Regions from separate parts of the Mus musculus genome. Here region 2 is linked to region 1. The links are chromatin loops, found by intact Hi-C in ENCODE. Cell type or tissue: heart. All regions are shown on one strand. Links, peaks and the distances in the headings refer to the core of each region. The heading gives the core; the rest is flanking DNA. Region 1 overlaps Myzap (myocardial zonula adherens protein). Region 2 has its middle 34 kb from the start of Cgnl1.

Region 1 (12,831 bases), core at 1,957-9,956:
AGGTCATGCTTTCCCAGGGAGATCATGACCCAGTGAGGCTCTGACTGGACTGGGGTGAGTCACCTGGGTATCCAGGCCGTGCTGAGGAGAGTGTGTACCCTGTTGCAGGAAGAAACCAATAGCTTTCTGAAGGCCATCGAAGAGGCCAATAAGAAGATGGAGGCAGCTGAGCTCAGCCTGGAGGAGAAAGACCAGAAGATCGGGGAACTGGACAGGCTGATTGAACGCATGGAGAAGGTAACAGACGCAGCTGGTAACTATTGCTTGCTTGTTTCTGTAGTGATGGCCATTGAGCCCATGGCCTTGTGTGTGGTAGGCAAGCCATTAGCTACAAACCTATCAGGCCAAGCCCGTCACAATTATTTTGATACGTTTAAAAAACATCAACACCTGTAAAATTCTTTCTGCAAATTAATATTGCAGCAGCTAGCTTCTGTGGGCGCCCCAGATGTGCTCTTTATTTAACCCAATGAGGCAATGTGTTTGGCGGCTCCATCAGCACCCCGCCCCTCGTGTTTCTGGGGCAGGTGTCTGGGGCAGGTTGACTTTTGCATGACACACCTTGAATGAGGTGCGGAGGCAAACTCTTCTGTGTGTGGCAAACAGGCTGACAATGGAGCTTGGGGGGTAGGTGGGGGGCTTACGGAGTCTACAAGCCAGTCTAGAGGCAGGAGCAGAAATGGACCCACCTTTGCTGGCAGGGCTCTGCAAACGTTTTTTTTTTTTTAAAGGATTTTGCTATATTAATATCTATAATGTATGTCTAGTGAGATTTCAGTGATGACAGGTACTGTACTTTTATTAACAGTTCCATTAAATGTTAATAAGTTAAATAAATGTTAAATTAAACTTAAATCTATACATACGCACACATTTATAGATTCAGCAAAGTGTATGAAGCATATAGCTTGACACACATATGTTTCTTATTGCTACTGAAGTAAATTGCCGAAAAGTAGCTTTCGGTTATGTGAATTTATTGTTTTCAGTTCTGGAGGTGAGAAGTCCCACTCTGGTGTCAGAGTTAGCCATGTAATGCTGTCTTAGCATCCCAACTTGAACTCTACTGCTTCCTCTAGCTTGATCCATGAGACCATGCAGATCATTAACCATGTTTTCACAGTTCCCCTTTCTGTGTGAGATGGTGTGTTTATGCGGGACTAGGTCCTGGACTTCTTTGTGTTGGGGGGACCATTGTGCTGGCCATTATGGCCAGCATCATATATGTCTTATAAGCAATTATTCCTGTGTAAACACACCTGGGTTGGTCCATAAGCCATTATCAGAATTTCAGAGCCTCTTTGCTAGATGTTTTTGAAAACAATAAGGACTCACAATGTCATGGGCCATTGATTTACGACATAGATTATCATTATTTAGAACTATAAGTTTTCATAAGACGTGTAATCCTGGGCTGGGGTTCATGTGGTTTGCCTAGAGTGTTTTTTTCCAGATCCATACATATGTCTATGCATTGGGCCCCTTTGAGTTCTGAGCTCTGACCTAGTGGATGTGTGAACAGGGAGTGTTGTACAGACTTGGAGAGCTGGGTGTGCCTGGTGTTCATCCTCTGCCTAGCTCCATCTGGATCCATTGATTATGTCTGTTTTAGGAACGGCATCAGCTCCAGCTCCAGCTCCTTGAGCATGAGACAGAAATGTCAGGGGAGATGGCAGATTCTGACAAGAACAGGTGAGGCAGGCTGGCCTTGGACTTCGAGCAACTCAGAGGTGGATATGCACACTGGTTGTGTGTGTGTGTGTGTGTGTGTGTGTGTGTGTGTGTGTGCATGCGCGTGTGCACTAGATGCACATGTGTGCATGTTCTTGCCCACAGAGGCCAGAGGAAGAAGTCTGGTGTCCTTCTCTTATCACTTTCTACCTCATTCTCTTGATCCAGGGTCTCTTGCTGAACCTGGAACAAGGCTGGTAGCAAACAAAGCCCAGTCATCTTTCTGTCTCCCCTCCCCCAACATCCACAGCTATGCCTAAGTTTTTACAATGGGTGTGCTGGGGATTTGAACTCATGCTTAGGTCTTCATGCTTGCCTAAGAAGACTTCTTACCCACTGGGCCTTCTCCTCAACCTAGTGTGCACTGTTTCTGATAACTCATTGACTCTTGTGCTTTCACTCATGTGGTCCTCACTTAGGACAAACCTATACATAAGAGTGGCATTGGCTGAGAGCACCCAATGTGGGCCCAGTTCCTTCAGGAGCTTGCAGCTGTGTCTCGATCGTGACTGTAGTTCAGCGGGACACATCAAATGACGGCCACAAGCACAGAAGTCCCATCTGCTTGTGCTCATAACCCTGAGTGCACAGGATGTACCTCGTTAATGAGATAACTCGTCAGCTGTGACCGATACCGTTTGTCCTGGAAACTAATTTTAAAATGTTGCTTGTTTCCATGCCTTGCATTGCCCTTTGGTCATGAGTGTGTGAGACCCTGGATGGAAATTACAGGAGTCATACTTGGCTTTTCTAGAAATCAAAAGGCAGAGAGGAAGGAAGGGAAGGCTGGGCTGATTGGAGCCCTTGGGCAAGTCACCTGACCCCCAAGGCTCTTGGCCTGTGGAGTGGAAACTTTCTAAATAAAGAATGGTTATGTTGATCAGATGCCCCTCCCTTTGATTCACGTTGTGAGGGAACTTTGACCTACTGCCTGCTATATAGTACATGCTGGGGGAAAAAAAAATCTGTTTTCCTCGATCTCAAATATTGATTGATTGATTGATTGGTTGATTGGTTGTGCAGGTATGTATATGTGTTACAGATGTTCCATGGCATGAGTGTGGAGGTCAGAAGACAACTTTTAGGAATTAATTCTTTCCTTTCAGCACATTGGGTCATGTGGGGAATCAGACTTAGATCACTGCTTGGCAGCAAGCACCCTTACCTGCTGAGCCATCTCACTGGCCTTGCTCCTATGACTTGAGGGTTTCCCAAGTTGTTGGGGTCCTCACTAGTTTCTACTTTGGTGCTAATGAGGGACCTGGTTATTGCTGGGAAATGGGACACAGCCACTGAACATTTCTTCCGGTGTTCTGCTCTCATGACACACAGATCATAGTCACCTGCCTACGTAGCCAAAGGCGTCATAGCTCCTTTGGTTAGCTTGAGCTGAGCAAAGACACAGAATAATGTCTCTCAAGAAAAAGCTCTCAGAAAAAGTTCTGGGGTGCAGGGTGGTGACACAGTGAAGGGCTCTCCGTGTATGCCTTGATGGCCCAGTCAATGACCAGCACAGCAGTGATGTGTGCAGGTCCTTCTGGATTCCACCCTTGATTTCAGGGGCTCCTTCTCCCTCCCCTTAATTAAGGTCACTGACTGCATGTTCCAGTCTGTATTAACCCCCAGGCAGAAAGCCTCTCGTGTTTCTCAGTGCAGAAAAGCCTTCTCATTCTGCCCTTGAAAAGGACAGATTTGTCATGACACAGAGTGAAGCTCGAGAGGGGCCCTGAAGGAAGGTGCTCTTTCTCAGGTGATAGCGATCCTGAGTTAATCCCTAGAGTCCACAGGAGAAGAGCGTGTGGCTTGAGTTTGAGTGTCGCTTCTGTGAAATGTTGTGGCGGTCTCTGCCGCCGTAGGGGGAGCGGCAGCAGCTGTCTGGAGTCAGGGCTCAGTGCTCTCTTCTTTCTTAGGTACCAGCAGCTGGAGGAGGCGTCGGCCAGCCTCCGGGAGCGGATCAGACACCTGGATGACATGGTGCACTGCCAGCAGAAGAAAGTCAAGCAGATGGTTGAGGAGGTAAGCTCTGGAGAAGCCTGGGGCCCAGGACAGCTTAGTGCTGTAGGAAAAGATACCACTTTAGCTCACACTCGACTTTGCCCAGGCCACTGTCACCGCAGCCCAAACTGTCGGGCATTTGTTATGTGCTGTGAGGACCAATGATTGTTCCCCTAGAAGGAGGGTTTTCTCTAGACCAAAGTGTTGGTCAAGTGCTGTTCATAATGCACACTGAGCATGGTGGCCTCGGGGGACAAAAGGTGACAGAAGGTGACCTCAGCCCAGGCTTCCCTCCAAACCTGCCCACATCTCTTGCACCAGCCGCTGTGCCTTTCTCTGGGTGCACCTGTCTCTTCTGCTCCTTTCATTCCTTTCCCATGATGCTCTGCCCCCCCTCCCACCCCGTCCTCTCCCTTCCGCTCATCTCTCACTTGTTTGTCCTCTGTCTCTTCTCTCTTCTACATCCTTCCTCTCCTTAGCTGTGTATAATAGGAAAAGGTACATATTTGGTCTGCTGGGAAGCTTGTTGTTCTGTTATTTTTTCTTAATGAGAAGCGAAGCAGGTAGGTTGGACATTTATGTACTTCTCTAAGAAGAGAGAGGATGACTTTGCTTGTTTCGGTGGGCTCTGCCTCCCTTTTTGGTGATGCTCAGTAGAAAATCCACATGTGGGGAAAATCCACAGCTGGTCACATGTCATTGTAGATGTTTCTTAGTTTCTTAATTAAAAAAATGGTAGATGAAAATCAGATAGAAAAATCTGAGAGAGAAAGGACAGCAGTAAAAGGGTTATGAACATCTAGGATCTAACTCTCTAGCTTGAAATAAAGTCCAGTGAATTAAGTTTGGTTGCCAGGAAAATAACTATTTTCCCTTATTTAACCACTACTTTAAAATGTGTCCATTTTGTGTATGGCTGTGTATGTGTGTGCTCATGTACATGCGTGTTCCATGTGTGTATGCATGTGTGTGGAGGCCTGGAGACAACCTTAGCCTCTTTGCCTCAGGTATCATCTACCATATATTTGGAAACAGGGTCTTTTACTGGCCTGAAGCTTGACAGTTAGGCCAGACTGGCTGGCCGGCAAGCCCCAGGGTCCTTATTTCTACCCTTCCTGGGAATGAGGTTGCAAGTGTGCACTGCCACACCTAGCCTGCACTGGCACACCTAGCCATCCTTTTTCATAGGTTCTGGGATTGAATTCTGCTTCTCATACTTGTAAGAAAAGCACATTACCAAGTGAGTGCCTCCTCAGCTCTGACTATTATTAAAGGAATCATTGATACTTAAAGTATATCTACTTTCAATAACTTATACACATGACAGATGAAATCAGAAGCCTGTCTACTTTGGCAGTAAATTCCTAAATGCCGGGGTGTTCCTGGAGTGGAGCAGGGGTAAGGCCGTGGAGCTATGAGTGGGGAAGAGACCCTTTGTTTCATTAGGTCTAGAATAAATGTTTACAGCAGACAAAGTCTTGTCTCCAAATGAGAAGTCCGGCCTCGATGTATTGAGTCTTGTGTGGCTTGCACACAAGGGAGTGGGACCACAGAAGCTGGGGAGGAGCCAGGCTGCATTCATGGGGAGCACCACCAGCAACTGTGATGGGCGAGATCCCATCACACCCCCATGAGCAGAAGTGTATTTGCCAAGAGAAGGCACACATCATCGCAGTGACCCTTGGCACACCTTCTCTGCCTCTGGGCTTCCCACATGTAGGGGGATGCCTTAAGTTATGCAATCTTCTTTCCTCACACAAGGGCGTCTGCTCATATCTAGTATTAGAAAGACTATGTGTAAGCCCTAGATTGATTGGCTCTTGGATCAGTTAAACCCTTGTCTAAAAGGAGTTGAGACTGACACCAAAATCAGAGATTTTTTTTAAAAATGGTCCTTCCAGACAAGTTCAGAATAGTGTGTTTTATATCCTCTCTCCAGAGTATGATAAATGCTCCTAATTAAAGAGAGTGAAGGAAACATATACATATGTTTGGCTCTCAGCATCTGAGGCATTTTGTTCTAGAACCTTCTAAGGATTCCAACATTTTTGGATGGTCAAGTCTCCTATGTAGATGGCATGGTCTTTGTATACTCCAGGCCTAATCCTTCTATGTTTTTTGTTTTGTTTTGTTTTTAAGATTTAATTTTTTTTTATTAAAGAATTACTTTGGAGAGTGTGTGTGTGTGCCCTATATGAGTTCACTACTTGTTTCAGTCAGCAGAGAGTGTCAGATCCCCCTGGAGCTGGCGTCACATGTGGTTGTGAGCTACTGGAGATGTGGCCCTCTGGAAGAGCAGCAAGTACTCTTAACTGCTGAACTGCCTCTCCAGTCTCCTTTCTGTGTATCTCAAATCATTTATAGATCACATATACTACTAAAGACAGTGTAAATTGTTGTTTTTCTGTGTTGTTTAGAGAATAACGATGAGGGGGGAATCGGTACATGCTCAACACAGATGTAATTTTATTTTTTCAAATAATTTTAATATGCAGGTGGTTGAATCCACAGTGGTTGGAGCACAGAGGGCTGACCCCGCATGTGTGTGGTGTGTGTTTAAACAGGGACGTGTGCAGTGTCTGGCATTCATGCCTTTTAGTTCACATTTCCCTCGCACGCTTCTCATACCCGAGTATGGACGTCAGTGTAATGAAAAGGCCAGCGCTGTGAGCCAGCACTGTGAGTGGCACTAGCGCCACCTACCGGCTTCTGGGTTCTAACAGTGAGAGGAGAGTTTTAAAAGTATTCTGAATTTAAGATCTTTAAATTGGGAAGTAAAAATAATAAGTTTGTCTAGCACATTGTGGTCACATCAACAGAAAAAAAGAGAGAATAATTTAAAAACCTTAACTATTGTGGGTGTTTATGAAGATGCCTTGTTTGAAGTTAGAAATGTGGCCGAGTGCCATGGACAGGTGAGCTCGTCCAGAGGAGCCACCAAGCTGGAAATGAGCCCGGAGCTGTAGGAATCAGCGGGAGTTGGGAGCACAGGAGAGGATATGGCCGAAGAGAGGCCCTGGAGCTGACTGTGGTCTTAGAAACAGGTCTTGTGGAACCAGGGGAGGTGCAGGCTCAGGTGCAGGGCCAGGCTAGAGCCACCGGGTGGCACTCTCAATGAGGAAAGCGTCGGGTCCCATTCAGTGTACATTGGCTGCTCAGAGTCAGTATTCAGCCCCAGATCGCAGGTGCATCCCTTTACAAAGAGAGGGGTTGATCCCGGAGCTTGCTAGTGTTGCTCCAGGATTCCGTGTGGCCTGCAGGGATACTTGGTGGAAATCTGCTGACTTTGGCAATATTCTTTATTTTATTTTTTCTTATTGTGTGTGTGTGTGTGTGTGTGCGCGCGCGCGCGCGCGCGCGTGCATGTGCACAGATGCATACACACTTGCCTCAAGACACATGTAGAGGTCAGAGGATATCTCTATGGAGTGGATTTTCTCCTTCCACCTTTACCCAAGTTCTAGGGATCAAACCCAGGCGGCCTGGCTTGCACAGCAAGTGCCTTTATCCACAGAGCCATCTCACCAGCTCCACCGTGTTCTTAGACAAAGAACCGTCTCTTTTTTTAGACTGTATCTGTTACTGTGATCTCAGCTTTGTCATTGCTTTACATAAAGAGGATACACACACACACACACACACACACATACACACACACCTCAAAGGGAATGAGAGAGTTTATTCTGGAGTCAGAATTGAATGATCATGACCTGGGAACATGCATTTAGGGTACCCCCAAATGATAATGTTGTGAAGTCTCTATCGTTACAGAGCAAAAGGAAGCCATAAATCAAGGCACTTTTCAAATACATCATTAGGAGAATTGGCAGGTGGGGAAATCTCTGTCATATGTCGTAGGAGCTGTCTGATGATGCTCTTAGCTTTGGATGGTTGACTACTAATGGCCTATTATGGTAATATACCTCAGAAGGTTTCACATGACACTCACAAAGTCAGACACAGCTGGGCAATTAATAACAGCCCGAGATCATTTGCCTCTGGACCTGCAACATTCCTACTCCCCACAATCAGCACGTTCTCATCAGCCGCCCAGCCTTGTAGGCTCCTTAACACAGGCGTGGCTTTCTCTGAGAACTTCCCTTCATTGTGACAAAATCTACAAAGTCACAAGTCAATCACCCCAGGTCACTTGGGCCTCGTTTGGAAAACTGCATACTGAATTAGTCACTAAGGAATGCTGAATTCCCACTTCAGTCAACACCTGGTACACAGAGGGAGAGGCATATTTGAACTAGTCTAAGGGGCAGCCTGTGCGTGTAGGCAGGGACATTTTCCCTCCTTCCCTTGAAGCCCAAAGGTTTGTCTGGGCCACAACTTCACCTTTCCCAAGGCTGGGACTTCTTGGTGATGTCTCTTGCCATTTTTGTGGTCCTACTTTGGTGATAACGGCTTTGAAGAAACTGTCACTGGAGGCTTATCAGCCCCCCAAATCCAGCTACTGAGTCCGAGTCTCTTCAAAACCTTTTATGTTAAGTAATATATTTTCCCCACCTCAGTAGAACTAAACTTTTAAGAACATTGCTCAAATTAAAGGTGGCTTTTTCGGTCTTTGACTCAATGAAGACTTGGCTTCCACTGTGTGGAGCAGTAAGCTCTTGGACCGTGTAATAAGACCAAGCCCGAGCTCCCTAATTATTTTCCAGTTTAACTACTAAGCATCATTTCATTTCTTTTTTTTTCTCACCCTTTTTTTTTGTTATGAAGTTTTTTTGGTCTGTATATGTATGAGTGCTTGTGTGTGTGAGCACATGTGTGCCTGTCAAGGCCAAGGTTGATACCACATGTCCTTCTGCTGTGTTTACCAAGGCAGGGTCTGTCACCAGACTGGGGCTTACTGATAGAGCCTGCCTAGCTAGCCAGCTAGCCCCGGGATCCTGTTTCCACCTCCCAGTCATTAGGATTATAGGTGGCAGCCACACCCACCTGAACTTTTGATGTGGAGGGTGGGGATCCAAACTCAGGTCCTTGCACTTGGGCAGGGACAGCTTTATCCACTAAGTGTCTCCCCGGTCACCAACATAGCAGTTTGGTTAAGGTGAGAAGATAGAAAGAAGTGATGTTCCCCTGTCTGCTTCTCTACCTTGCTGGGCAACTTTAGAAAAACCTTCAAAGCTGGCAAATGCAGGTGGAAGCAGGTTGGATATTGGGTTCTTGTGTGTGTGTGTGTGTGTGTGTGTGTGTGTGTGTGTGTGTGTAAGGGTGAGTGTGTGTAAGGGTGAGAGTATGTGTGTCTAGTACCCAGCAGACTGGGTTTCCTATAGAGTTTCATGCTGTCAGTGTCTGGCCAGACTCCTTAAGAAGCTCCGGTACCCAGTGGCAAGCTGGCGGTGAACTTAGTGCAGGGCAGCTCCAGCAACCAGGGCCGGGAGCAGGGAATTTAAAACCCAGTCCATCTCTTCCTGCTAGCCTAGCTAGGCTCTGGGTCCTGGAGGCATTCTGTTGTATCATGGTAACGTGCAATAGGGATTGTAGGTGTCCACGGTGTAGCAGTGTCCCATAAGTGACAGGGACCCATCAGATTCACAGGTGTGCCCAACATTTAGACATTGCAGCACAGCGTTATTGACAAAGCCATGTTCAAGAATGAGAGAGAGAGAGAGAGAGAGAGAGAGAGAGAGAGAGAGAGAGAGAATGCTAGCAGCTCATCCTGTATATTACATAAATGTATGGTTTTGTGTTGCGTCACATTCATAGCTGCTGTCTTAGCTTTATGAGACCTGTGGGCTGTGGGTGGAGCTGCCAGGAGAGAGTGAGGTCAGTTGTTAAACAGAAAATAGAGAACATGTGTATATACAGGCTTGCCCTGTGAGTATGCTCGAGCTATCCCTTGTTTGCATGGACTTGTCATCCTTATCTTGGTTTGAAGCAGTGGCTCTCAACCTTCCTGATGCTGGGACCCTTTAATACAGTTCCTCCTGTTGTGGTGACCCCCAAGCATAAAATTGTTTTGTTGCAACTTCATAACTGTAATTTTGCTACTTTTGCGAATCTTAATGTAAATATCTGATATACAGGATATATGATATGCAACCCCTGTGAAAGGCTCACTTGACCTCCAAAGGGGTTACAACCCACATGTTGAGAACCACTGGTTTAAAGGGTCCCTTTCTGCCTTACACCTGGCTACAGTGCCCTGCGTCAGTGAACAACAGAATGCAATGCCTTTATTAGCAGGGCCTGCCTCTCACATGGAAACCAAAGCAGGACATGTTTGCAATTCCCATCGAAATGGCTTTCAGCTCATCACCTCTGACATTTGGCCGAGCAACAGTGCCATGGCCTTGTCTGAGGATGAAGTGTTAAGTTTCTGGCTCTTTAACCAGTTGGTAGAGCAATTTCCCTCCTGTCCATAAAAAGCAAGCTTCTGAAATGGCCCTCCACAGGCTGCAAGTCCACACACACTCCTCCTGCAGTCAGAGATCCTTATGCTCAAATGTGAGGAGTGGCCTAGAAGAATTTGTACATTTGAACTTTAGAATCAAGCAGACCCGAGTTTACAGTTGTGGGACTTTGAAACTTTATTCATTTCCCTTTCTGAAAAATAGAAATAATAAGAGTATCTTCCTGAGTGTGTTTTGTGGGCTAGAATTAAATGAGTGTGAGAGTGTATGTGTATATATATATATATGTGTGTGTGTGTGTGTGTATATACACACATATATTTACATATATATGAGATTTTTATTGATCTATGGATCTATATTTCACTTATTATGTTCATTGAAGCATCATGGAAAATACCTAATGAATACTAGCTACTACTAATATTATTGCTCTCAATAAATGGTTTCCTGTGGTACAGATACAATGTGGAGGTAAGTGATCAGAGGATCTGCTTGATAGCTTCCCCCATACTCAGGGCTGGCCTTCTTCTCTGTGGGAATCTTGGGAACCAAACTGACCCCTCTTCTTTTCTATACTGTGTGCTACTCTCTAGCTTAGCCATCAAAACACTTCATTGTTTTTTGTTTGTTTGTTTCTGTTTGTTTGTGTCTGAGTGGGACTAGGGTCTCATGTTGTTCAGGCTGGTTTCAAACTCACTGTGTAGCCAAGGATGACCTTGAACTATTGATCCTCCTGCCTCCACCTCACAAGTTCTGGGATGACATGTGTGTGTCGCTTTCCCAGTTTATACAGTGCTGGGGATTGAACCCAGGGTCTCATGCATGCTAGGCAAGCGCTCGGCCAACTGAGCTACACCCCTCATCGGGCTCTTGAGTCGAGGAGTTAAATTCTCTCTATCTCAAGAATCTTCCATTTTAAGTGGTTCACCTATTTGCTGGCACACAATTCATTTTAGAATTGTTGTTCCATGTGCTGAGATGGGCAACACAAAAGGGTGCTTTGGGCAAATGCCCTGCATCCCCAGTACTTCCCATAGCTGGTAAGTAGGTCCTTGGGGGTCAGGGAAGAGCCATGGCCCTGAAGCTTCAACCCTAACCCATTCAATTGAACTGTCCCCAGATCATGTCGCACGAGCTCTTCTCAACATTTAGTCTCCGGCTCTTTGGAAGATGATAAGATGGTAGAGGCAGAGGTGGACGCATCTTACTGGGTGTGATTAGAAGAACAGTTGTACACTCTCCGGGGGAAGAGTTGGTGTGTATCTGTGCTGAGCTCTGGAACAAACAGGGAAGATAATGCTATTCAGAGGAACCCTTGACCCCCGTGGGGTGCTCATTTGTGAGAACACTCCCAGGCAGTAGCCTCTACACATACAACCTTAAACTGCAGATCAGAGAACTCAGAGATCCACGGGATATTTTGTTTTTGAAACTCGGGTTCCTTGACATCAAAGAAAGAACTGCACTGAAAAAAGACTATTAAAAATAATTGAGAAACTGCCAGGTGGAACTGCCCCAGAAGATGCTCACTGAGGAGAAGGGGAGAGAGGCGAAGAGCATCAGTGCTCTGGGAAGGAGGCGCCCCGAGCTGGATCACACTCCCAAAAATGCAGATACGGCCAAATGTCCTCATAGTTCCGTTATATTTGTATATGGTGGCCTTTATATCTGGAGATGGCCCTCTGTATATCCTTTCTGAGTGACTGTCTACAGTCATTGTCCAATAATGTCTCTTCTTGTTTAAGGAAAGCTTGGTTTGCTTCTAACCCTCTGGGCATTTTTGCTTGAATAGACACAGTTCAAACAACTTCAGGAAAAGTAGGAGTGAGCCCAATGAAAATAGAAATACACCTAGCTAAAATATATGGGAGTGAGATAAGTAAAACATGTGTTGTGCATGACTTATCTTCATAGAGGCCTTTGTTAATCACTAGAATGCTGTTACTTCATCAAAAGGTAGCAAGGGTTGCTGGGAGCTAGCGGGCAGTATGGCAGCAGTGTTAGGTAAGGGTGATAAAAGGGTGATATCAGCCTCCATAAGCGAGTAGACTTGAGTGGTGCACTGAGTATCCCTCTGGCCTTGGCATTTCTACAAGTCTCTCGCTTTGTCGTTTCTCTATAGAAAAGTGTGTTTGTTGGGTGGATGCTGCCGTGTCAGTGTTTGTCCTTGTCTTTTTATATCTGTGCTCTTGTCTACTCTAACTTAGGGGGGCAAGGACAGGAAGCAAGCAGAGGAGACAGCGCCATAACTGTAAAGGGATCTTGGTGATGTGAACTTGGTGGTGGCCCATTTAAAGCTGGAACCCGACTTACTCTGTAGGGGTTTGTGGAATGCCAAAGTCAGAGTGGAAAATTATGCATCCCTCATGATTCTAGGGGGTGACTTACCTGTGCTATTCCTAGGGACCCAGTCTCTGGCATCTCTTTTGGAACAACATTAGAAGGTGACATTACAGGGCTTAAAGGAGTAGCCCTGAACTCCAGAGAAAGTGGATCTTGGGTAAATCTCTCTCCTACTGTGGTGTGCTTGTGTCTGTCTGACATTTCTCCTCTCTTGGGCTGTGGTGAATCCCTGGAAGCCAGGGATGCCTTGTTCTGTGGATCGGATCAGATGGGAATTGCCCAGAGTGTAAACACCACTCTCCACATGTTTCCTGAATGCTACTCTTTCCTCCTGTCCTGACCCTGGTTGTAGGCTAAGTGGTGATCTTCTTAGATCTGGGTCTTTTGCTTCTCAAGG
Region 2 (12,831 bases), core at 1,777-9,776, 260 kb before region 1:
AAAGTGAGAGAGCGTCAGGTCCCCAGCCTTGGACCTGATGGGTCTGCAGCCCAGCCCTTCTCTGTCCTCCTGGCTGCTCTCACACCCCCAGCCCTGCTTAGCAATGGCCCTGAACAGCAGACCACCTCGCTTCATGGTTCTTGGCCCTTATTAGCTAAGCCTAGCATTTTCCCACAAGATACTATCTCTGTCTGGCAGAAGCTCGCTTACAAAAACAAATTCTCCCCTGAATGTTTTCCAGGCTGGTTTTGGAAGCAAGTCTGGAAGGTGCCTTTCAAACTCAGCCCCACAGGCAAACCACCTGCACCCCACCTCATGCTGTGGAATGTGGAAAGACTGGGGGGGGGTGAAGTCCATTTTCTAAAGAACCTACCCTTTCTGCATGGGGGCTCAGAGAACGCCTCATTGCACCCTGATGCTTCCACTGCAAACCCTGGCTGCTCGGGTCTGCTGTGGGCTGGAGCTCACAGGCCTGGGTAACACAGCCTGCTCTTTCCCTTCCATGCTGCTGGATCCCCCCATAGAAGGCGCCCACTGCACAGGCGCCCCTCTCCTAGATTCATCCATCCATCCATTCAGTGTTTATATGTCTGGGCTATAGGGGTTGATATGTGCAGCACACAGAGCCAGCACAGGGACAGGAGAGGGACACAGCTATGGAGGACTTCTGTGCTCTGACCAAACTGTCTCTTGGCATCACAACAGCCTGTGATCCGGGAAGGAGGAGCTGAGGGCAAGAAGATGGAGGAGAGGGACCATCTTTTGATGGGCCAATGCCCAGGTGGAGGTCTGAGGTCAGCATTGTCTTCCTCTATCCCTCTCCACTTTATATTACTTTTTTTATTACCTTTTTTTTTTTTTTGACATCTCTCTCTATGGCCCTGGCTGGCCTGGAACTCTTTATGTAGACCATGCTGACCTCAAACTCATAGAGATCCACCTGCCTCTACCTCCTGAGTGCTGGAATTAACTCTCTCATAGAGCTTAACAATATTTTTAGTAAAGCTTTCAAATTCAAATTACAGTCACTATTCTTGCATTGCAGTTACATGTGGTGGCCAGAAGAAGGCGTCAAGTATTTTTATTTTTGTTTTTTTTAATTTTTCTACTTCTCTTGCCTTATTTCTTGGAAATTGGATCTCACTAACTCTGGGGCTATTTAGGTTAGCCAAAGGGCTCCATGTGTCTTTACCCCACAATGTCGAGGTCACAGGCACATGCAGCTATGCCTGTTTTTTAGGTGGGTGCTGATACTCTCGCACATTGAGGCATTGTCACAGTTTCTCAGTGCCTCTTAGGAATTACTTCTGAGACAGATCCATTTATCTGAATCCGATGCTTTAACAGAGCAGAGTCAGAGCCTACCAGACTGATCCACAAAATTAGACATCAATAGTGACGGGCAGGGCTAGGAGATGCAATCAATGCCACCCTGCTGGGAAGAGGGACAAATGAAGGGACTCCATTAGGTTAGGTTTAAACTGAATGGATTGGATGGGGTGAGAGGCGTGGGTAATTAGGCAGACCTGGTGATCCTGTGGTCAGCTCCATTACTGCTTATCTTCTGATGCTGCAAGATACTTGGGGGGAGTCCGAGGGACAATCTAATTTCCTTGGATTCCTACTTACCTGGGAGCAGGTGACTTCATTATGGGGTGGGCGTCTGTCCCTTGAGAACGTTCTGTATCAGTTTTGTACACAGTTCTGGGAGCTTCGGGTGTGGGTGTCAACCGTTTAAGAGCTATGAGCTATGAGCTATGTTCAACTCATACTTCCTCCAAGTGTGACTGGGAGACCAAATCTTTTAAGTTTAGACTCCATTTTAGAGAACCTGACCTAGTGAGGGTTACCATTGCTGTGATGAAACACCATGCTTGACTAAAGCAATTCTGGGAAGAAAGGGATTATTTAATGTATACTGTTTATCACAGGACAGGAACTCAAACAGTGCAGGAACTTGGAGGCAGGAGCTGATGTAGAGGCCAGGGAGGGATGTTGCTTACTGGCTTGCTCCCCATAGCTTTGCTCAGCCTGCTTTCTTAGAGAACTCAAGCTCCCCCATCAATCACTAATTAAGAGAATGCCCCACGGGCTTGCCTAGCAGTCCCCTCCGCGCTGATGATTTTAGTTTGTGAGAAGTTGACATAAAACTAGCCAGCACAGCGCTGAGCGATCTAAACTGTGAGTGTTCAAGGCCAGAGAGGAATTACTATGGTACATCTCAGGAGAAGAGAGGGAGGAGGCCACCATAGGCCAAGGCTAGGGAGGGTGGCCGCTGAGCAGAACGATGAGTGAGAGTCCCCTCTGTACCAGGATCCTTCCAAGCAGGAGTCAGAACTGCCAAGAGATAGCTACAGTCCCCAACAAAATGGAGTGAGCAGGTGGGATCTCTGACCTTCCCTGAGAGCAGCTTTTGTTACAATCCGACCACTGTATCTGGTCCAGCCCTCCCCCTGCGCCCCACCCCCACCCCCACCCGCAGTGTGTAGACGTTTCCATGGAGTCAGAACTTCTGGGTATGCTGATGAGCACTTGCTGTAGACTAGGGGACCCTGGGAAGAAAATCTTGACTATTCTGATCTATGTCTTTCCCTCTTTGGGGTAGGAGTTTTACTTAGGGTCTGTAAAAATTAACGGATGGCTAGAAAGAGGAGAGCAGCCACACTGCGCACAGCTGTAGGTCCCTGACTCCTCTCGACCTGACTGAAGCAATGCGTGGGATGCTGGGGTGGAGCTCACTCTCACACTCAAGCGCAGAAGGCATCAGCTCCCGAACAGTTTCCAACCCCATCTGGGCCTCAGTGGGAACCCAAATCTAGCAGTGTTTGGGGCACTTTGCTAAGTCATCCTCCTGTGGAGCCGAGAGGCTCTCGGGTGCCCTGAGCAAAGGTACTGTGGGCTTCGGACAGCGGAGCACTGCCTGGAGATCTGCCTTCGCTCTGACTCCTGGATCGTGTCCAGATGCTTGGATACTCCTGTCCCACTGGGTAAGCAAACCCCAGCTTGTAGTTATTTGCTGAGACCACTACCCCGTGCTCTATTGTCCTAGTGCTGTTGCCCCGCTTCAACTAAAGACACCTGTCCCTCTTCTCCAACCTTCTCTTCCCAGCTTCCTGAGTGAGTATTGGGGAGTTGGGGTGAAGAGCTCCCTCTAGAGACAAAGTTGGGAGAGGGAAGGTTCTTTGTTTTTGGGACTATAGAGCAAAACTCAAGGTTTATAGCTCAGATGGTAGAGTGCTTGTCCAGCTTGTTAAACCCTGGGTACATCCATCAGGCTTTTTGCTGTTGTTTTGTTTTAGTTTTTCGAGACAGGGTTTCTCTGTGTAACCCTGGGTCTCCTGGAACTTACTCTGTAGTCCAGGTTAGCCTCAAACTCAGAGATCTGTCTGCCTAGTCCCCTCTAGTGCTGGGATTAAAGGTGTGTGCCACCTTGCCCAGGACCAATCCCCACTCTTGAATAAGCCCAGCATAATGGTTCATACTTGCAATACAGGCATTCTAGAGGTAGAATCAGGAGGATCAGAAGGTCAAGGTTAGCCTAAGCGGAACACAGTAAATTTAAGGTCAGCATGGGCATATGTGAGACCATATCTCAAAATAATAAGATAAAATTAAATTAAATTAAAAATTTTAAATTTATATTTACTGGACACATAAAGTTTGAGGTTGCCAATAGGTGCCAAAAAAGGATGTCAGACACTGGGGGAGTTGGAGTCATCGAGGCTTGTGAGCCACCATTTCAGTCCTGAGAATTATACCCAGGCCCTCTAGACGAGCAACAAGTGTTCTTAATTACTAAGCCATTGCTCCATTCCATACCCAGCTTGGAGTTTTACCAGGTAGTACCAGGCTGCTCTGCAGAGAGGAACATGAGGCTCAGGGGTCACGTTGTGGCCAGGATCCCTGGGATGAGGTTAGCAGAGATAAACAGACCCTAGGCTGACTGCTCATTGTAACCCATGCTGGAGGAGGTGGAGCACCACGACGGCTGAGGTCAGAAGGCTCCAAGCTCTGAAGACCCACTCTCCATCTTGACCTCACCCCTGCCCGGGAGGGACCAAAACTCACACATCCCACTTAGGGAAGAGGGGACCACTGAGCCTGCTGCAGGGGCTAGTCACCAAGGTGTGGGGATCTAGGACAGCCAAGCTTGTGTCAGAGATCAGGTATTGTGCTTGTCAGTGTGTGTGAGACGGCAAGAGTCCCACAAGAGAGCTGTGGTTATTTTTACTGCACACAAGCCGACCGGGGGCTGAGATGCTGGGCTAAGATACCTTTCCTAAGTCCTGTAAATAACAACAGGCCATCAAAATGGGATTTGAGCCCAAATCTTTTCGTCTTAAGTCTAGTGTTCACTCCATAACACATTTGTGGAAGGTACCAAGGCGCTTCAGTGTTTACGGAGATGAAAGCCTTTCATTTGAAATTTCTTTTCTTTTAAAGTTGTATTTGTTCATTGAAAACTCACAATTTGTTCTGCTCATGGTTTCCCCTCCAGCATCTCCCCCTCCCCCAGCATCTCCCCCTCCCCCAGCACCTCCCCCCCCCCCCGCATCCTCCTTCACTCCCCACTCCTCCATCTCCGAGCCTTCATTATCTTTGTTTTTATAAAACAAATACACATAAAAAGAAAAAAGAACAAATAAGCTGAGCAGTGGTGGCACATGCCTTTAATCCCAGCACTTGGGAGGCAGAGGTAGGCGGATTTCTGAGTTAGAGGTCAGCCTGGTCTACAGAGTGAGTTCCAGGACAGCCAGGGCTATACAGAGAAACCCTGTCTTGAAAAAACTAAAATACACACACACACACACACACACACACACACAAATATATATATATATATATATATATATATATATACACATATGTATGCATATATATATGCACAGAAACAGAATCATACACAATAAAAAGACAAAACTGAAAAAAATGTAGTATGCAAGCAGTAACACGTACACATAAACATGTGCACACACGTGTGCACACACAAACAGGCCCAAATTAAGAAATATGAACCAAAAAAGCCTATAATAATGCTGTTGAGTTCATTTCCTGTTGGTCATCACTGCTGGACACTAACAGAGTCTGTTATTAGCTGTAGTTAATATACTCAGTGAGACTAAATTGGAGAAATTCATTTTTTCCTGTTGTTCATTGGAAATAACCTCTTTGTTAGGAAGGGAAGCTCATGTCCACTTCCCCATTTCAGTGCTATGAACCTGTCTGCTGAAACACATATGAACTCACAGAAACTATGGCAGTACATACAGGGCCTGCACAGGTTTAAAGCAGTTTAACAGTGTCTTCAGAAACTCAAGTCCCTGGAGGAGTTACTCCATACATTACCACCAGGTGGTGCCACCACACAACGGCTGACTCTCCCAAGGGGTCAAGGCTGTATAGAATGGTCAGAAGAGTTAACTGAGCCTGCCTGGATCCACACTGGCTTGACCATGAAGTGCTGACCCGATTTGATAATAAGGGACAAGAGCCAGTCCACTTACTAACCCATCTAGTTGACAAAGATTTCTTTATGTCTAGTAACTATTTTCCTTGTTAGAGACCTGAATCTGTCTCTGAATGTATTATCTTTGTCCGGAGGCACAGGTACAGAACAGGGGTCTTTCACAAAGCCCACCTCCACTCCCCATCATATCCTGAGATGGCTGTCAATCAGGGCTGGAGATGGAAGATCAGAGGTCATATCTAGGCCAGCCAGGCAGCTTTAAACAGTGCAGCACCCTTTGCCTGTATTTATGTCATCTGTGTCAAGGGCTTGGAGAGCTGTGGAGTTGGAGAACTGGAAGGGAAAAGAGACTGGCTGGCTGTCTCACACAGGTGGGACAGGAAGCCTTCTTCACTGGCCACATGGTTCTAGGATTCTGGAAGCTCCTAGGGTGACATGCAAGGACAGGAGCCTGAGACCCAGGCAAGTCACCAGGCTGGCTCTGGCCTAGCCTTAGATGTGCCCATTATTCAGGAGGCCTGCTATGGAAAAGAAGCAGGAAGTCAAAACAGCAAGGAGTAGCTGTCCTGCTTGTCCCAGCACCGTGGGACTATCTACCTCTAGTGTGAGCTGCCCGGAACTTCTTTAGGGAGCAGGCCATGAGTCACTGAGGCGTCACTGGTCTCAGACTCCTGGTTCCTGTTACATGAGGAGGAAGTCTGACTGATGTCAAAGGGTCAGGAGAGGGGTCAGGGACTCTCAGGGTCCAGGTGACGAAGCAGTGTAGTGTTGCAGGCAGTTCACCCTGAGGGGGGACTTCCAGGGACACCAAGGGGCATGGCTTCCTACCCAGGCCAGGCAGCCGCACCCTGGCATGACTGAGGGTGGAGAGGGCACACAGTGAGAGAAGCAGTCTGTCCTCTTTCCCCTTGTCCAGTCCCCCCTCCTCACTCTGCTCTCTCCATCCCTGCTTTCAGCTCTGTGAGGGAGGACCCAGCTCTCCACCAGCACTTGGTCGCTTTCCTTTGCTCCAAAGTTTCAACCAGCCTTAGCATAACAGAAGCTGTTAATAGCAGGGAAAATGAGACGCTTGGAAAGGCTCTGGGCTGTGTGAAAACAATACAAAGTGCCACCCTGAGCTTTGTGGATTATAGTTTAAGAGATGCTTCCAAGAGCATACACCTGTCATCCCAGTGTCTGGGAGGCAGAGTCAGGAGGACCCATAGTGGACTGGAGAGCAAAGCTGTCTCAAAACAAGCAGCCACAGAACCAAAGAGATACCTTTAAAAAAGAACTATCTTATGATAGTAAGTAGCCATCTGTGAAGTACCATTTCATTTCTTAAAATCAGTGTATTGTGTGTGTGAGTCTCTCTCTCTCTGTGTGTGTGTGTGTGTGAGTGTGTGTGAGTCTCTCTCTTTCTGTATGTGTGTGTGTGTGTGTGTGTGTGTGTGAGTCTCTCTCTCTCTGTGTATGTGTGTGTGTGTGAGTGTTTCTCTGTGTATGTGTGTGAGAGTGTGTGTGTAGGGGGGAGGTCTGGCCTGGAGGAGCTGAAGTTACACTCGGTATGGGTTCTGAACGACCAAACTCAAGTCCTCTGCAAGAGCAGTATGTTCTCCTAACAGCTGAACCATCTCTATAATCCAAGAACTTAATAAAATGCTGCTTTTTTTAAAAATGCCATGGGGCTGGAGAGATGGCTCAGAGAGCACTGGCTGCTCTTCCAGCGGACCGAAGTTTAATTCCTAGCACCCACATGGCAGCTCTCAGCTGTCTAAAACTCTAGTTCTAGGTGGAATCTGATGTTCTCACACAGACATATGTGCAGGCAAAACATCGATGCAGAGCAAAACAGAATTGCATTAAAGAACTATTGCTGTGTTCAGGAAAAAAAATCCCCTTCTATGCAACACCTTATGCAGATGCCTAGAGCATCATGGACACAGATATTACAGTAAACCCCACAGGCAGACCTCTGTGCATACAGAAATGCTGTTGTTGTTGTTGTTGTTATTGTTGCTGCTGCTGCTGCTGTTAAAACTTAGCTGGGATTTAAAGGGATTTGAGTGTTTGTAACTCTTTGGTACAGTGGTAACAACCCGAAGCCCCTTCATATTTCATTTCTAAATTCCAGTCTGTAGAAATGATGTCAGTCCTCAGGTATTATGGTATGTGCCCTTCCACCTTTTACCGACCAAGTCCTGACCCTGGTGTCTTGGAATGCGACTGCACATAGTCCTTTAAAGAGGTCATTACTGACGAAATGAAGTCATATGCGTGGGCTCTAATTCAACAAGCCTGATGACCTTTTAAAAAGAGATTAGGGGACAACTCTCGTGTGAGCCCCCCCCCCCACACACACACAGAGAGAGAGAGAGAGAGAGAGAGAGAGAGAGAGAGAGACTTTTGTCTAAAGGCACACACAAGCACACACACAGGGATAGAGAGATAGAGAGGGAGAGAGAAAGAGAAAAAGAAAGAGAGACTCTATGGAAAGAAACAGGGAAAATAAGCCAACTTTAAGCCACAGCAAGAGGCCTTAGAACAAGCTACCCTTGCTGATTCTGAGTCTCGGATTTGTGGCCTCCAGTGATGTTTACCAGCTATCTCCCAACCCAGGTCCTTTATGGCAGAGGAATAGGGACAGAGGAGATGCAAACAGTGTGTCTGCTCCTGTCTCCTTTCAAACAGATGTTTGCACCGAAAGAGTTGATGGATGTTCAGACTCCACACACATTCTTTCTATGCTTCTGTATGTGGCCTCAAAGTGACAGTCTCCCTTCTGAGAGCCTCCTGTTTTAGTAATGGCATAAGCTAGACATGCAGAACCCAGGTGGGGCCTTAGCTGGGGTAGATGGAGAGAGAGGTGCAGCCTCCGGGCCTAGGGCCTTAGCTGGGGAAGATAGATGGAGAGAGAGGTGCAGCCTCCGAGCCTAGCTGAGCTCCAAACAAGTGTGAGGACCGGGTGGAGGTGGCCGGGAGTGGAGAGACTTGGATCACCCCAGCCAGATGCTGAGGTGACCTCCCGGAGTTCTGTGGCAGCAGTGGGCTGGATGAGGACCCTCAGCCGGAAAACCCCTGTAGGAGGGGAAAACTGCTGAGTGGAGACAGTAGAAGTCTTCCTCTGGGGTTTGCCCTGGAGATCATGGCTTACCTTTTATCCCAGCACTCGGGAGGCAGACACAGGAGGATGTGTGTGAGTTTGTACATTGTATCCAGGTCCTCCAGAGATACATAGTAAGACCCTATCTCAAATAAACAAATCAAATAAGTAGTTGATGCAGAATAGTGGGTTGTTTGTTTGTTTGTTTTTGGTAATTAATTTTGTGTGGATGAGCTAGATTTTCCACACGCATAGAAGAAAATTTCCGGGGCAGGTGACAAGTTCTAGAATTCCTAACTGTGTGTGTATTAGATTCTAAGGCCAAGGAGAAAAATTAATTACCTTAGAGCCGAGTTCCTTGGCAGCTGGTGCCCTGCTGGCATTGCAGCCTGCAGGTACCCGGACTTTTCCTCCTATAAAACCTTATTAATCTCAAATCTAAAGAACAAAAGGGAAGGCTCTCCAGCAACCCCCTTACCCTGCCCTTCCCCTTACCCCTTCCCTGGCTCAGCTAATCTCAGTACTTTTATTAACCAGCACTAAGGTTCTCCTTGGTTAAGAACTGGCAGGTGCTTTGAAACAGTCACCATTTTTAATTAACCCTCTTTAAAATAATGTGTCTTGATTGTAATTTGGTATGATTTAATTAACTCTAACTTAAGAGCTGGACCTTAAACCTCTCCACCCAATCAAGAAATCCTTAGACACTAGGCTTCTCTGAAGGCGCCTTGAGTTGTTTTCCCAGATGGCAGAGGGGACCCCACTTGTGCTAGACAGTGTGTGGGACCCTAGCTCCCAGGCTTCTCCTTTTATACTTAAGCTGTACCAAACCCTGCTACCATTTCTCTGTCTGAGCACCCCATCTCCTGACTCAGGCCCTCAGGTGCCCCCTCAACAGGCTTGGTCCCTTCTCCTCTCAAGCCCCACCCTCTGGGATCCTCTGCAGAAAACCTTCCCACAGTTCCTGCTGTAACTGGAATTCATAGAGATCCAGGGGTGAGTAGAGGGACCATAGCTATAGCCATCCATAGAAGACAGAGGCAGAGGGGATGGAGGAGTCCTGGATAAGTGACTGTAGTCCATTTCTGCCCTGCTTCCCTGTGGTCAAGCAGAGAATGTCTGATGATAGTTGTTATGCAAGCAAAAGGCTCCTCAGATAAACAAGTTAGGAACTAGGTGCCTGCTGGGTTTGCCGGCCATCAGACCTGAACCAACACACTCTCCTCTGAATCTCCTCCCCTCCCAAGCCACTCACCTGCTGGGCTCTGAACACCCTGTGGCTTCTCACCCTATACCTGGCCTAACGGTTCATTTCTTCATTCCTTGTGGCTCTATCCTGGCTCACACCCCATCCTCCTCCAGGACACCTCTAATTTCCTAGGTGCTGAAGCTGGCTTTACTGTCACACCCCTGCCACAGGCCTGTGCTCCTTCCTCTCCGTGGCTGAAGAAAAGTGGAATGTCTCACGGCTTTTGAGGCCACTGGAGAATGTGGAATTGACAGGTGGAGACCGGGCCACAGAAGGATAGTACTGACTCGGGGGCCCCGTGGGGCTAGGAACCCCATCATAAAGACAGAAGGTATCTGCAGGGGCTGCAGAAGGGCAGGCAGATGAGCAGAGGTGTGAAACTGAGGAAGACAGATATAAAGAGATCCCCTGGTCCTAAGAAGGACCTGGGTTCCCTATGGTCCTCACTGTGAGATCCTTCAGGAGGTCTCATGATGATAAACTTTTCCCTACCAGAGTGGCTGGAGGGAACCTTTATTCCTACCAGTGAAAGAGCCAGATCACACCTTGTTGACTGGTCCTGGAGCGACTCAGGGGCAGACAGTGTAAGTATTCAGTTTTCATCACTACCTACAGTACACGTACGGAACACGTGCGTGCGTGCGTGCGTGCGTGCGTGCGCACATGCGTGCGAGTGAGTGACCTCTTCCCTCTCTAGCAGCAGGTGAAAGCTGCAGCCTCCTGACTGCCTGTTCCGCAGATACCAAGCGTTAGGGCTGGGGATATAGCTCAGTGGTGGAGTGCTTCCTTAGCACACAAGACTTCTTGGGGTCAATACCCAGCATTGGGGCGGGGCATGTTTAGGGCTGGGAACACAGCTCTGGGGAAGAGCACCGGCCCTCTGACAAGAGGAAGATGAGGAAGTGGGAAAAGGGGGGAGAAGAGGATAAAGAGAAGGAAAAAGAAGATGATGAAGAGGAAAGGGAGGGAGGAGGAGAAGAGAAGAAAAGAAGGAGGAAGGAGAGGAAGGAGAGAGAGAAGAGGGAGAAGAAGAGAAATAAATATAAAGAATAATGATAGTGATGGTTTGGGGCTTTAGTACTATATGTACAGCCCAAGAAGTTGGACAAGATCTCATGGGCATTCCGAGTTAGACTATAGTGAGATTGTCAGTGATGAGTGTGTTGGAACACGCCCCACACTCACTGCTGCTGGGCATGTAAAATGCTGTGGTCATCATGGCTCCTCCTCTTAGAGTTATCCTGGGCAGCAGCACTGTCACCCCTAGGTATATACACACACGGATTGAAGACACACTCTGGCACAGCAGTGGTGTACCGATGCTCAGAGCAACACGATTGGCGGTAGCCCAGAGGAGGAAACGAGCCAGATGTCCGTCATCAGGTGAACAGAGAAACTAAATATAAAATGTGGAAATGTTCAAACGTCTGAAAAGAGCTGGTACCACAGACCTCCTAACTCTAGTACTGTCTTACCAGTCACTGCCAGCAAAGCCATTCTGCCTCTGCCTCTGCCTCTGCCTCTGCCTCTGCCTCTGCCTCTGCCTCTGCCTCCTCTGCCTCCTCTGCCTCCTCTGCCTCCTCTGCCTCCTCTGCCTCCTCTGCCTCCTCTGCCTCCTCTGCCTCCTCTGCCTCCTCTGCCTCCTCTGCCTCCTCTGCCTCCTCTGCCTCCTCTGCCTCCTCTGCCTCCTTTGCCTCCTCTGCCTCTGCCTCCCGATTGTCTGAGTCTTGGGCTCTATCATTTCTTTTCCATAATTGGGGGGCTCTATCATTTCTTTTCCATAATTGGGGAGCCGGGGGGCAGGGGGAGTCTCATGTATCCATGGCTGAGTTTGAATTTACTTTGCAGATGAGGATGAACAAAACGTATTTGTTAGTTAAAAATAAAGAAGAGTGAACTCACAGATAAAGGAAGTGGCAATAAAGCCTAACACCAGCCCTGTGTGTGGCCAGGCCTGCCTCCTTTGGCTGATGGCTGTCTGCAGCTGCTATGGCTACCCACCCTGCAGTGCAGCAGAGCTTTCCAGACACAGGCCCTCCCTATGACTGTGACTGCCTCGTCTGGTTTCACCACTATTATAGGTGAGAAAAGCTGACTTCTATGTATCAAAGAGTAAAGAAGGAGGGACGTCATGTGGACCGATGATTAAAACAAGACAGAAATATTGTGTGAGAAGGAAAGAAAATGTCCATCAGAACTCACCTCAGGTCATGGAAGCCAAGCTTATTCCCCGTCAGATAGAAGATGGGGAGTTTCTATAGAGGCAAACTAGAAGGACAGATGAGTTATGTAAAACAACTTGGACCGTGCTTCCCAATTAAAACCAAGGGAGAAGGATGTCCTTGTTCCCACCTTGGACGTGGCTGTGTGCCCAGCAAAGGTCATTTTCAGGCAGGTTGATTTCAGAGGCTGTACTTCCCAGGGAAGCAGCCTTAGTATTGGCCACCCGGGTTCTTCTTGAACCCTCTTTGTGGTGTGAACGCTCATTATCATCAGCATTTGAGGAAAGAGAGATAGATTGTTGGAAAGGCTTGGCAAGCAGGGAAGACTGAGCCCAGGTCAGGCCAGGAAGGCTGTGTGGGCCCTTCAAGTTAAGGGGCTGGGAAATTAGACTTTAGGCAAGCTCTGGGTAATGGCTACGCTTCCGTGACAGGACCAACACTTCTGTTTTCTGTCTTCTATTTGTTGTTGTTGTTGCTGTTAAGAAAAATTCTGAGAATTTCCACATTTAGTTTTGAGCCAGGCCCCACGCGCTATGAGATGATGTTAAGATCCCAGATCCATCTGAGGCAGACATCAAGGGGCTCACAGCTGCTGAGGTAATACCCAGGTTTCCACGTCTCGGAAAGCTTCTAGGTGATGCTCATCTCTTGGCCTGAACCAAGGCTTCCATTTCCACCTCTCAAAAATGCCAGGGTTAAGTCAAGCTTGCTTATTGGCACCTTAATTTTTGATATTTCAGACAAGCTCTTCTTCAAGCGATGTTTTCCATCAGGTCTGTAAACGCCTTCCTAAAAATAGACTTTAAATCCG

Evidence for each region. Hi-C counts contacts between places; a loop is a spot of excess contacts. Peaks named below come from ENCODE experiments on the same cell type or tissue, not always from the same donor. Only the 100,000 strongest peaks of a DNase experiment are listed, where the experiment ranks them.
Region 2: a loop joins it to region 1, with 2.2 times the contacts of the local background. A loop is called at or near these places in 5 of 42 quality-filtered maps.

The regions. Positions count from the first base shown.
Region 1 is chr9:71,537,585-71,550,415 of GRCm38, reverse strand. It overlaps Myzap (myocardial zonula adherens protein), which reads left to right. Exons shown (of 13, transcript NM_001033208.4): 8 at 109-237; 9 at 1,613-1,692; 10 at 3,642-3,747. Among named protein-coding and RNA genes, the nearest start is that of Myzap, 48 kb to the left of the region's middle. In heart, for the core only: a CTCF peak has its summit at 6,441 (motif pointing left); DNase peaks (open chromatin) are centred at 2,555 and 6,365; H3K27ac peaks cover 933 bases.
Region 2 is chr9:71,799,147-71,811,977 of GRCm38, reverse strand. It overlaps a transcript of Cgnl1 not described here. Among named protein-coding and RNA genes, the nearest start is that of Cgnl1, 34 kb to the right of the region's middle. In heart, for the core only: CTCF peaks have their summits at 3,162 and 5,354 (motif pointing right); a DNase peak (open chromatin) is centred at 5,347; H3K4me3 peaks cover 770 bases; H3K27ac peaks cover 2,163 bases.